3 separate regions of the Homo sapiens genome follow, and all the other regions are linked to region 1. A link is a contact called in ENCODE Hi-C or POLR2A ChIA-PET data. All regions are on one chromosome and are shown on one strand. Each heading gives the region's core, a stretch centred on a gene start or an enhancer-like site at or near the end of the contact. The rest is flanking DNA. Distances are from core to core; before and after follow the strand shown.

Region 1 (4,040 bases), core at 865-3,364:
TTTTTTTCACCAAGCAATAAAATGTCCAGTATCAAATAAATAAGGGTCATATGATTCCCAGATGACATGACCAGGGTACTCATAAAATTCAGAGAAGCTGAGTCAGATCATTTCAAGAGGACAAATGCAGCGCTCCCCCAAATTCAGTAACTTGTGGAATGTAGCAATCTTGTATTTTCTCTGAGCCAAGCAGCCTGATGCTGTCAAACTCATCTTTCATTTCCTCTGCCTTACCGCAGTGTTAGTGGTTTCGTTATTAGAAGGAAAAAAATGCATAAATGTCTTAGTTAAGATGAAATTGCATCTATTAAAATAAAGTTGATCCTAAATGATTCTTTCACTCAAAGTATTAATAGACTAAAGGAAAATGTTGCAAACTATGAATTAGTGGTATAGTTTATGAACGGTAGCTGTTGTGATTCATGCATATACCTTTTGGTTACCTTATAATGAAAGGTTGTTGGGTACAGCCTTCACATCAATGAGAAAATCAACAAAATGTTCTTGAAAAGACGACTGGCAAACTTTCTTTTATTTTTCTGTTCTCATTAGTAGAAAGAGGGACAGGTCACTTTCAGAAGGATTAAAAGGTCAAAAAATTTGGTGAAGGGATGTCTACACAAGCCTTTAGAAAGCTGTTATCAGAGGATCAGCTAGAAAACAATCTTAGAGCTAATCCTTTGGCTGGATCCAAAGAAAACCCAGCAGATTTAAGTTTTCTCTTTTTTCTCTTTGTTTTCCTTTACAGGGGTATTTCCCACAAAAGCCTTTCAGTTGCCTTCATCCAAAGTTATAGGTCCTGAGTCCTTTTCAGCTCTTTTATTCTGTCTCCAAGCCTAGCCCTTCCTAGCTCTGTCCTCCTACCTTTTCCTGATCTTTTCCATTTTGCTTGTTTTCATCAGGGGTTCCCCCTAAATCCCTCTTAGCATCCCCTAAAGCCTAAATGTTCATGGATGGAGAACTTCTTCTGAGGGAAAAACAAGACTGATTCACAGAATTCTAGCATTAAAGAGGACTGTAGAAATTATCTAGTCTACCCGCCTTCTTCCTCCACCATTTTACAGGTAAACAGAATTCACGAAATTGCCCAAGGTCATGTCCAGGTAGCGACTGCACCAGGACCAAAGCTCTGTCAATAATAACTGCAAATTGGTTGCAAAGTCCTTTGGACAATTCAAGCTGCTCTACCTACCTAAGGCACTATGATTATTATTATTATAATACAGATGTTATTATACAGAGCCGACCGCATGGGCAAGATTGCTGCTGATGATGTGTGTGATGCCAACTCACCAAGACCCAGTGGCATCACGCTGGCATGTTGAAAATAAAAAGGGGTGACATCTGCTTTACATACAGAGCCTCATGACCTGTACTCATAGCTGGAGGCATCAGTCATTGCACTACGAGAGGAAGTGGGCTTTGAAATACCTTGGGGTTGATGTCCCAAGAACACCCTTCTTCCGCTCCTCCTCCCTGTACTCCTTGAACTGCTGCTCATGGGAGCCTGAGTAATACAGAAATTGGAGGACAACCACACAGCACAAGTGTAGGTTTGACAGGAGTTTACATAATGCTGTAGGAAAAGAAACCAAATAAAGGCTTCAGCTTTGCTGAGGCTCTCCCCATCCCCCTCACATGCCAAATGCTCCTTGTGTGGCTCACACTCCTTGGTCTTCAGTCAGAGAGGCCAGGAGCCCACCTATACATCTGTATCAGGGTTAGGAAGTTGGCTCTTGTTAACAATGTTGAATGCACTTTGCTATTCACTACTTTTGTGGTTAGAAAAGCCTCCTGATATCAAACTTTAGAATCAAGCACCACCTTGTGGTCTGATGCATTTATTAAACTGGCACAATTTGAGAGCTGAAACTGGAAATGCTCCCTCAGCTGGTAGTAGAGAGCCAGGATCTGAAAACTGACTCCCAGGTGGCTGCCTGGAAGCAAGAACCCCCAAGGTGTCTTTCTGCTGCTTCTCTGGGTTCTCAGACCAGTTAACAATGACATCCCCTTTCATGGGGTGAATCCCATGTTCCTGACACTAACACATTATGCTAGATATGTATAGTAAGTAGCCAACTTAATCCTTTCAAAACCACAGGGAAGTGTTTCTTATTACTTCAACTTTTAAGTGAGGAAACGGAGGCGGAGGTCACTTAGTGGTCCAGTCACAGACAAATGGCTGGGCTTGGATTGACTTGGAAGTCAAGTCTTTCTGAAGCAAAAGTCTCTGCTGTTAAACACTGCTCTGCTGACCTCTAAGGCCAAGACCAAGACCAGGGTCCACTTCAGGCTCTTTTGGGGCATTTTGGCTCTTGGCTGCAAACCCAACCAGAACTGCCAGAATCCTACCTGGAACTCACTCAAGGTGCTAGAATTAACCTGTTCTCCAAGGTTACATTGATCAGGAAGGTTTGCATTCAGAGATGGGGACTTCATTGGTGTCCATGGACCTACTGAGATAGCCAGAGTTTAGGAGAAAGTTTGGCTTTTGAGGATGGGCCAGACAGCAAGTGACCAGACTCTAGATCATTCATGAAGAAACAAAACCAGAAAGAGATATTTGACAAACATTCACTTGGACAATTACAGTGCTTCCTGAACTGAAATTCAGTTATTCTTTAAAAGGATGATTTTATCATATTCATTGTTTGAAGGGGAGGATTGGAGTATCTGCTTGGCAAGTGAGTAGTAGTAATGTGGGCCAAGTCATGTTAGAAGGGAGATCTCGCCCCTGGTCTTGTTCCAGTGATACCATAAGTGTTCTTGGGTAAGTCACTTCTTTGTCTCTGGGTCTCCATTTTCTCATTCGTAGAATAGGGGTTGGACTTCACTAAGAGGTAGATGGTTCTAAAGTACAGCGCAATTGTATGGAAAATGTGAGGCAGGAACCTCAGCTTTCTCCGTTTCCTTAGAAAGTCTGTCCTGCTCAGGCTTCCTTCCTATTCTCCACTGAATCTGCTGCTAATTTTGGTAACATGGTGACTTCCACATAGCAATGTTTACTAACATGTCTAAGGACAATGATTATCGGGAATATATGCTTCTCTGTTTTTCCAAAGTAGATAAATCCATATAGTTCATAACTCCCTGACTCTCCATACACCAAAAAGAAATACAAAAAGTACCATGAAAAGAGGAAGCACTGCCATGAACGGTCTCCCCTTGAATGGCTAGTATGTAATGCCAAGACAGTGCCTGTTCATTTCAAAGCCTCTCCCATTCTAGTTCCTTCCTGTGCTCTCACTCCGAATTTCTTACTTGAGATCGCTATTGGTTGAGCCATTCTTTTAACAGATAATCTGTACTACAGTAGACTCTAAAACAGAGCTGTCCAACAGAACTTTCCGCAATGTAGAAAATGTTACTTGTGCTCTGCAGTGGCCATAGGTGACTATTGAGCATTTGAAATGTGGCCAGTAAGACTGGACCAAGTGTTTACTTTTATTTAATTTTCATTAATTTAAATTTAAATAGCCACAAGTGACTGGTGTCTACCATATTGGACAGTGCAGCTCTGCAATATTGCCATCACATAGGCCTTTGTTGCAGACATTCTGATTTCTCTGAGACACAAAGCGTACATCATAACAGGGCTATCCTGAATACTGGCTTTACAAGCAGACTTTCAAAAGATTGTTTCTCCATGTTTTTCTTGTATACAAGATTTCATAACAATAATGGTATGTCAGTCTTTTTAAACTGTATTCTGTTTGAGATAACTGAATTGTTTCTTGACTTATTTCAACTGAATAGTTGAAAAGGAATCCCTATTTGATTCCATGGGAATAAAACTGATTCCTTGGTTGCGAATAAAAAGAAAAGTATTATCTCACTTTGTAGGTTTTTCCATTCAATAATAGAATAAATTTGAATGTACATTTTCTAATGGCTTCCAGTGAATGAGTAATTTTGATGCCAAACAATTTTTTTTTTTTTAGAAGGCATCTCGTTCTGTCACCCAGGCTGGAGTGCAACCTCCATCTCTCAGGTTCCAGTGATTCTCCTGCCTCAGCCTTCCCAGTAGCTGGGACTACAGG
Region 2 (4,011 bases), core at 127-2,626, 400 kb before region 1:
AGCAAACATTTATTGAATACCTTCTAAGTATGAGACTCAGTACTAGGATGTTTTAAAGATTATACAATTCTTATTTAAGATGTGATATATAGTGATTAAATCTCATTCACAAAAGTAGGGTTTTAGTTGTGCTTGAGCTTATATGTAAAGGTATGTACATATACATGTATGCGGTTTGTTCTTCCTATTTGCAAATGCCCATATTGGGAGAAAATGCCAGTGCCAGTCAAAGCCAACTGAATTGTTGTGCATTGACACATACTGAGAAAAAAAGGGCACAGCAACAAAAATGTTCTAGTCCCAATCAAGCGATAAACAAAATAAACAAAAGATATTCAAATCAACTTTAAAGAACCTGTTTTTGCTGAGTTTTGGAAGAAACATTAAGACAGTGGCTCAAGTTCCCACTTGAACATGAGTGTTTGTTGTTATTTTTAATGCTAGTTTTAAGGTTGAATTCATTAATGTCATGGTTTTGAATAACTTGAATTTTATTTACCTCTGGGCAGGTGAGCCTCCCTACAAATGACCATGATGTAGAAAACACTTGCACACATAGACATATGTGTCACATGGATGTATAGTACACTTCTTAGGTCAAGTTTTTTTTTTTTTTTTTGAGACGGAGTCTTGCTCTGTCACCAGGCTGGAGTGCAGTGGCACAATCTTGACTCACTGCAACCTCTGCCTCCCAGGTTCAAGCGATTCTCCTGCCTCAGCCTCCCGAGTAGCTGGGACTGTAGGTGTGTGCCACCACACCTGTCTAATTTTTGTATTTTTGGTAGAGACAGGGTTTCACCATGTCGGCCAGGATGGTCTCAATCTCTTGACCTCATGATCTGCCTGCCTCAGCCTCCCAAAGTACTGGGATTACAGGCATGAGCCACTGCGCCCAGCCAAGATTTTTTCAGTTCGCATGAGAGGGAGGCCTTTGGGGAGACAGGTGGATACTGAGCTCTTCTTGGTAACAGGAAAGCCATTAGAATAGGAAGCAGTGAATCAGGTGAAGAATCAGAGTGAGGAAGGAGCCAGTGAAGCTGCAGTGGGTCAGAAGCATAGTCACAGGGAGGTTGGGCGTTATCTCAGTGCATTTGCTATAAAGGAACACCTGAGGAATGGGTCATTTATAAAGAAAAGAGGCTTAGTTGGCTCACAGTTCTGCAGGCTGTACAAAAAGCAAGGTGGCAACATCTGCTTCTGGTGAGGGCTGCAGGGAGCTTCCATTCACAACAGAAGATGAAGGAGAGCAGGCATCACTTAGCAAGAGGAAGGGAGCAAGAGAGAGAGGGGAGAGGTACCAGGCCCTTTCAAACAACCAACTCTCAGGTAAGCAAATAGAGCAAAAACTCCTGCATTACCACAAGTGGATACCAAGCCATTCATGAGGGATCCGCCCCCGTGACCCAAACACCTCTCACCAGGCCCCACCTCCAACAAGGGATCAAATTTCAACACGAGATTTGGAGGAGACAAATATTCAAAGTAATCAGGAACTCTGGCAGAACTTCAAATGCCGAGAGTGGAATTTTGAGGTTAAAATTAATGGCCATGATAGTTACTAGAAGCTTTTGAAATATGAGTGGGTTTAATTATTTGACTGAGTTGATGTCAATAGCCTGAGATAGTAACAATGATGATTGTGTGCTGTTGCTGTTCTTCAGCCCTTCGCACTAAGGAAAGTTCTTCGAAGCCCACAGCCAGCTTGCAGGTGGAGAGGGCAGATAAAAAGAAAATGGTCATGAACATAAGCATGATTCTGCCGTTTTCTATGGCTCTGGACAGACCAGTTGCCTGAGATACCTCCAAAATTCATTTAGAAAGATGTGACAAGAAGGTTTCAGTGTTAGAACGTTGACGTCTAAGTTATTTATGGCAGAGTCCCAGCTGCCGCCAGAATTCCCCTTCTTAAAATAACCAACAGGTGGGTGACCTGGTCTTGAAGAACATTGTATCAGAGTATGCATGGGATACAATACTGCCTTCTTTCTTTTCTTGCTTAGGTAGTACTACCTTTAGCTAGTAATAAGACCCCTTGAATTTTGGAATTCAGGTATCAGAAAAAAGCTGCTAGCTCAGTGCCTTTTATATACACATAGGTATTTAATACATGTTTTTGCTTATCGATTGGTAAAAACTCCTAAAGATAGGTGCATGCTTGTGTGTGTGTAATGATTTTTAGAGATTATGGGTTTGGAACTGTCTTTGTTCTATTTAGATCAATATGATCATCCATTTATCTTGCTCTTCTTGTTTTTTATTGACTTTTTTCCTGTAATGTATGTACCAAAAGTATTTGCTGTTGCATCTTCTTAAGAGAATGCAAACATGACCGTGTTTCCTTTCTCTCAGAAAAAATGACAATTCATTTTCCAGAAATCATTTAAATTAAAATTGATGTTCTTTGGACATTAAAAAAAGGGGTGGGGCAGCATGAATTTTTTTCTTCTTGTAGTTTGACTGCTCACTGGCAAGAGGAGAAAGCCAGTCCTGAAGCCTGGGGTTGCTAGACTGGCCACCTTTCCCTCCTGTCTTTCAGCATGCCCTTTTAAGAGCAGGAAACATGAAAGGGTTTGGCTCAGACCCCAATTCCACTAAAGGCGTTATCCAATTGGCACTGAGGTCTGTCTCTGGCCTTGGTGGCTTCCCTGATGGCTGTAGCATTTGTTCCACAGCAATGACATTCAAATCCCGAGAGATGCATGAAAACACAAAAATAATGTGTGGTGAGGAAACAAGTCTCCTAACTGGTTCTTCAACAATCCTCCTTTGTGTCAAACCCAGATTGCATTTGGTTGGATGCAGGGACAATGCTAGGCCATGAAGAAAACAGAGATCAAAGGAGATGGGATTTCCAGAGGCTAGGAACAGAGGCCCTCCAAGCAAGAGAGGCACTCACAAAGTCAGTGAAGCTGTGGTGGTAATCTTGGTTGTAGGTGAGGAACCAGAACAGACCCCAAGAGTGGCAAGGGTCATTCTGGAAATGTACAGCTTAAAGAACACAGCTAAAATCTAGGGTAGATAGCAAGGTGAAACAGAGAGCCCATGAGCCTTGGAATCAGAAAATCAGAATTCTGGTCTTAGTCTGTCTCCAAGCAACTGTGAGTTCTTGGCCAGATAGTTTATCCCATCTGAGCCTCAATTTCCTCGTCTCTGAAGTGTAGGGTTTGGATTAAATGACCTCTTAAGTGCCTTTAATTTTTTATAATTATATGCCTGAGAGAAGTTGTCATTGTAATTTGGCCCTATTGGGGTTATGTTTTTTAAAGCTTGATAACAAGGAAAGTTTGCATGACAAAGTATACTTATCTGATTTAGAATTATTATTTCCTTTAATGTTTTCACATTACCCCCTTGGCGAGGTTCATTAAATTTGCCATGTGCAATGGATCTAAGGATTCTGATCCTGATACAATAAGATGTCTATTGAGCATCTCAGGTTGGTTATCAGCCCATTCTTCATTGCCTGTGGGTGACAACACAGAACACATGTTTATCATTCATCTGACCAGGATCCTTGCATCAGATTTTCAAGAAAGTTACAGGAGCAGCCATGGTCAGTGATAAAGAAATTGTTTCACTGAAAAATAGATAGGCAATGAGACATCCTTTGGACAGAACCAAGCAAAACTGGATTTTTGGACCTTAGATTTAGAATATAATCCCTCAGCTTGAAAGGGTTAATATAGGCCTTAGAAAGCATGTTGATATACATTTTTAAATTGATAAAGACCACCAAATTCTCCTCTTCTGGAGGAAGGTGAAGCTCAGAAAAGTTGAGTGAATTCTCCAGAGAAATATAGCTGGTTAAGGCAGGACTGAGGCTCAGTCTAGGTTATTCCACTCTCTATTCAACACTTTCTCTCTTTTCCCCATCAGTTTTTTTTTTTGTTTGTTTGTTTGTTTTTTGATGGAGTCTCACTATGTCACCCAGGCTGGAGTGCAGTGGCACAATTTCAGCTCACTGCAACCCCTGCCTCCCAGGTTCAAGTGATTCTCCAGCCTCAGCCTCCC
Region 3 (3,914 bases), core at 1,220-3,719, 500 kb before region 1:
ATCCGGTAATCTTCCTAAAAGCGAGCTCTGTCCACAGCCCTCCCCTGCCTGCAGTGAATCCCAGGATCCCAGCTGCTTACCTGGCCTGGCCATGCCCCGCTTCCATCTGGAGATCTGCAGTCCATCCATATTGAACCCCTTTGTTTCTTGAGTGAACTGAGCGCTGCAGTTTCTTGGCTTTCACACCTGCTGTTGTCTTCACTGGGTACACCTCTGACCTTTTTGTTTCCTGGAACCTACTTCTCTTTGCCCTGTGTCTGGCTGAATCTTACTCACGCTTCAAATCTCAGCTTAAAAGTCTATTTCTCTAGAAAAGATTTCCTGAAGCTCTCTCCCCCAACCCTGATTCGGGTAAATGCTTACGCCAGGTGCTTCCTCCACCCTGGAACTTACCTTTGTTACTTATTTGATTGTTTTTCTCACTAGCTTGAAAGCTCTGCAGGGGCAGGGACTGTCTCTGTCAGGCACATTTATTTGCCAAGTGCCCAAAATGCAGCAGGTTCTTTGAATTTTGAAATGAATGGCTGTGTTGGGTGGCTCTGTAGGACACTGCTATGGACGGCTCTCAGTCGCCTGACTCACCAAGACCACCACAGGCTCTGGAAATTTGGAAATGTACCCAGTGGCCTTTCAAGTTTTGGTTAATCTCACTTTACTAATACTTTGAAGAGGCCAATGACGTTGCCCCTCAGTTCAAAGAGCAATTTCACATCTTTCTTGAGCCATCTGCTACGTGAACCTCTGTGAGTTGGACTGGGTGGGCACCAAATGGCAGCCAAAAATTAATCTTTTAGGGTCTCCTTATCCTAAATCTTAGAGCATTATAATGGCTGTCAAGAAATTCATAACTTCTGCGTCTTATCAGTAGAGAAATACCGACGTCTGTGGGTGGCAGATAAACAGATAACGGAGTTTTGTGGGCTTTGGGCATATAATTCTTTCTTTCGGTGTTAACCCTCAGGTCACGTCTTTCCAGCCCAGGAGAATAAATCAAACAGAAAGAGTCAGGAGAAACTGCAAGGCTAGAGTGTTAGTCAAATAGTTTACCTAGATGTTGAGGTGTCGGCAGTGATGAGAGTCATTGGGGTGGCAACCTCATCACGGCATTTAGAGCTGTTGCCCAACCCCTCCCTGAGACACCCCCTTCCAGTTTGAAGCCTCTCTGCCTTCAGGGCCCATGGTTTTCTAACTTCCTGCCCTTCTACTACCTGGTAATTCCTTGCTACCTTTGCTGCTCCTTCCCCCTCCTGTCCCTGAGAGGAGGGCCTTTCCCTGGTGTTTGCTTCTTACTTATCTTCCCTCTCTCCTCTCTCTCTTTCCAGCAATCTTGTCACTCCACGAGGGTTCAACTAGCTGCATCTCCTCAGCCCCATCTTTCTTGAGACTGCAGGGTCTGAATTTCTGAATGGAAATTCCTCCAGGCAGGTGATTCTCAATCTTGTCTCAAAATTAGAATTGACTTGAGGGCCTTAAAAATTCCAATGCTGAGGGCATATCCTGAACCAATTAAACCAGAGTATTTTTGAAATGAGACCTAGATATGGGATATTAAACTGACTGTTTTACTTATACCCAAGACGATTACTTTCACAATTCATTTTCATCTATCAATGGAATCACCATTTTTCTTGTCTACTAACTTAAAATTTTTAGAATTATCCTAATTTTTCCTTTTCATTTGTGTGGTACATGTCAATCAATCCATAAAACCTATTCTGTTGTTTCAACAATGTGTCTCAGGCATGTCTCTCATTTCTGATTCTACAGTTTTACTCTCTTCATGCCGTTATTATTTCTGATTTCTGTTACAGGCATTTTGGTTGAATAAGAACTAAGGTTTGAACAGGAAAGATGAGAAGAGCAGGAGATGAGATACCCTCTCCTCTCCTAGTCCTCCACCTCCATCCCTCTTCAGTTTGGATCCTGGCTGGGCTGGACCCCGCATGTTGACAACAAGGATGTGTTGTGTGGCATCTTTTTAATTAATTTTCATATATGAATTTACAGGTAGGGTAAGGATTTCTTCTGTGGAAAATGGTGCTGAGATTCCAATCCCTGCTGAGTTGAGGTTATAAAGCTATGGTTGACCTGGATGATCTCAGTTGAAGGTCATATTTTGGAAACGGTAACAGTGGCTCTGGTAGGGAGTTCACAACATGGTTGGTTCTGAGCAGGACCAACCATGTGTTAGGGAAAATATTTATTCAATAGAAAAATGAATAAAAACCAGAAAGAGAAGAAGAGAATTGCTGATTCTGGAAATGGCAAGGTGGCTGGTCCTGGAACTCAGCTTAGTCCACCCCTTGGCAGTTTTTAATGTATTCTCAGGGTAAGATGTGTACATGTATTTGTAAATGAGGCATGAATTTAAAGAACTGTTACTTCTGGGAACCCAGGAAGCTTTGCTGAGGGATCTTACCCTGGAGAGCACAGTATAAAAGAAAGTAATTCTCTCTCTTGCCTCATAGCAACTACTTTGGGGAAGGGACTTTACAAACATCTGCCCCAAGGCTGGGTGACAGCTGCATATCTGTGCAGTGTTTGTACGGGGCATGCAATACTTTACACACTAGCAGGGACACCTGCAGCATCAGTAGGTTTCTGGTCTACCAAGAGCAGTGTGATGATGCACTCCAGGCCAGCTGGGGTGGTTGCTGTGGCGAGTAACATTGTTAATTCTACCAACACAGGGGGCTGATGGGTAAATGACACTGTTGGCATCAGCAGTGGGCATGGTGTGCTAACCCTTAACACTGTGCCAGGTGGGGATGTTGGACCCAGTGGGGATTACAGTTTTGCTATCTGTGTGTAAGAACAATGCTCAGAACAGTGTGCAGCATGGGTTGTGCAGTGCACGACAGGGGCATGTGTGAGCACTCAGCAGATTATTGGAACTCCTTGGAAAACTGGACCAAGACCTCCAAGGCAGAAGGGTGCTTGGGGATATCACTGGAACTGTGAAATAACCATACATAAAAACTAAGACATTGTGATCAAAGTACATAATGTGCTGGCTAGTTTTTATTTTTATATTGGTTTATATTTTATTTTGTTTCCCATCTCTTGTCACTCCAACTTATTTGAAGCACTATTGTCAAGAATGACATTTTAAAGCATAATTTGCTGGCCAAGTTACAAATACTGCTCACCCTTGCTTCCACTCCAAACAAACAAACAAACAACAGCAACAACAAATGCTCCCATTTTCTATACTATGTCCAACATCCTCTAGTCTGCCATCTGCAAGCCTTCATGAGTGGGTAGTTCCAGGGATATTTCTCATTAGTCTCTTTCACAAACAGGTCCAGCAAAGAGAATTACTGACCCTTGCTCTCACGCTTTCTGCACTCTCCTGGCCTTGGGACTGTGCTCCTTTTGTTTACCTTCTCTCATTTTTTCTAGCTCCAATCCTGCCGGTCCTTCAGGGCTCAGATCCAATGCATGCCTTCCACAGTGCCCTTCCCACACCGCTCAGCTGGATGCAAACTCTTCCTTTTCTGTGGCTCCTTGTGTTTTTTTTATGAGGTTTTACCACTTTCCATCTTCTGCACTTATAATTTGTATGCATGGGTCATCTCCACTTATTAAGGATAAACCCCCTGCAGGCTGAAGCTTGGCCTGATATAACATTGCTTTTCTGGGCAGGACCAACCATGTGTTAGGGAAAATATTTATTCAATAAAAGAAAGAATAAAAACCAGCAGAAGGAACATTTCTATTTTTTTGCTCCTCACCACTGCCTCAGGGAGAACTAGGTGAGGTGTTTTGGGGTAGGAGAGAAGGGAGAAATAAGTGAGCTACCATATTTAAAGGTGACTAATGCTTTCCAAAGGAAATGAAAGCTTTGCAGTCATTACTATTTTGCAAAGCTTTATTTTCCCACTTAGGGGAGAGCTCTTCAATTTTGCAATCTG

The links. Hi-C counts contacts between places; a loop is a spot of excess contacts on that map. ChIA-PET counts read pairs that join two places held with the same protein, here RNA polymerase II (POLR2A). Pooled maps may share reads with other maps.
Region 2: a pooled map shows a loop between it and region 1 (5-fold over the local background). The contact joins two enhancer-like sites. A Hi-C loop is called at or near these places in 17 of 168 maps with a recorded cell type or tissue (B cell, CD4-positive, alpha-beta T cell, CD4-positive, alpha-beta memory T cell and 7 more), 9 of 37 single-sample maps with no recorded cell type and 23 of 50 pooled maps.
Region 3: a pooled map shows a loop between it and region 1 (8-fold over the local background). The contact joins two enhancer-like sites. A Hi-C loop is called at or near these places in 1 of 168 maps with a recorded cell type or tissue (naive thymus-derived CD4-positive, alpha-beta T cell), 2 of 37 single-sample maps with no recorded cell type and 9 of 50 pooled maps. POLR2A ChIA-PET finds 5 or more read pairs at or near these places in 3 of 52 experiments (CD4-positive, alpha-beta memory T cell, activated T-cell and activated naive CD4-positive, alpha-beta T cell).

The regions. Positions count from the first base shown.
Region 1 is chr6:12,232,362-12,236,401 of GRCh38, forward strand. It overlaps a transcript of EDN1 not described here. Among named protein-coding and RNA genes, the nearest start is that of EDN1, 56 kb to the right of the region's middle. Within about 2 kb of position 2,115, at least 3 of the 41 ENCODE cell types and tissues checked have a DNase peak (open chromatin) inside an H3K27ac peak, as active enhancers do.
Region 2 is chr6:11,832,600-11,836,610 of GRCh38, forward strand. No RefSeq gene overlaps it. Among named protein-coding and RNA genes, the nearest start is that of ADTRP, 56 kb to the left of the region's middle. RefSeq lists silencers at 1,233-1,462, 1,310-1,500 and an enhancer at 1,723-2,022. Within about 2 kb of position 1,377, at least 3 of the 41 ENCODE cell types and tissues checked have a DNase peak (open chromatin) inside an H3K27ac peak, as active enhancers do.
Region 3 is chr6:11,728,247-11,732,160 of GRCh38, forward strand. The region is part of intron 4 of ADTRP (androgen dependent TFPI regulating protein); the gene reads right to left. LOC124901258 (a long non-coding RNA gene) reads left to right here. Exons shown (of 2, transcript XR_007059452.1): 2 at 1,812-3,001. Among named protein-coding and RNA genes, the nearest start is that of ADTRP, 49 kb to the right of the region's middle. RefSeq lists enhancers at 1,288-1,457, 3,842-3,914 and a cis regulatory region at 1,373. Within about 2 kb of position 2,470, at least 3 of the 41 ENCODE cell types and tissues checked have a DNase peak (open chromatin) inside an H3K27ac peak, as active enhancers do.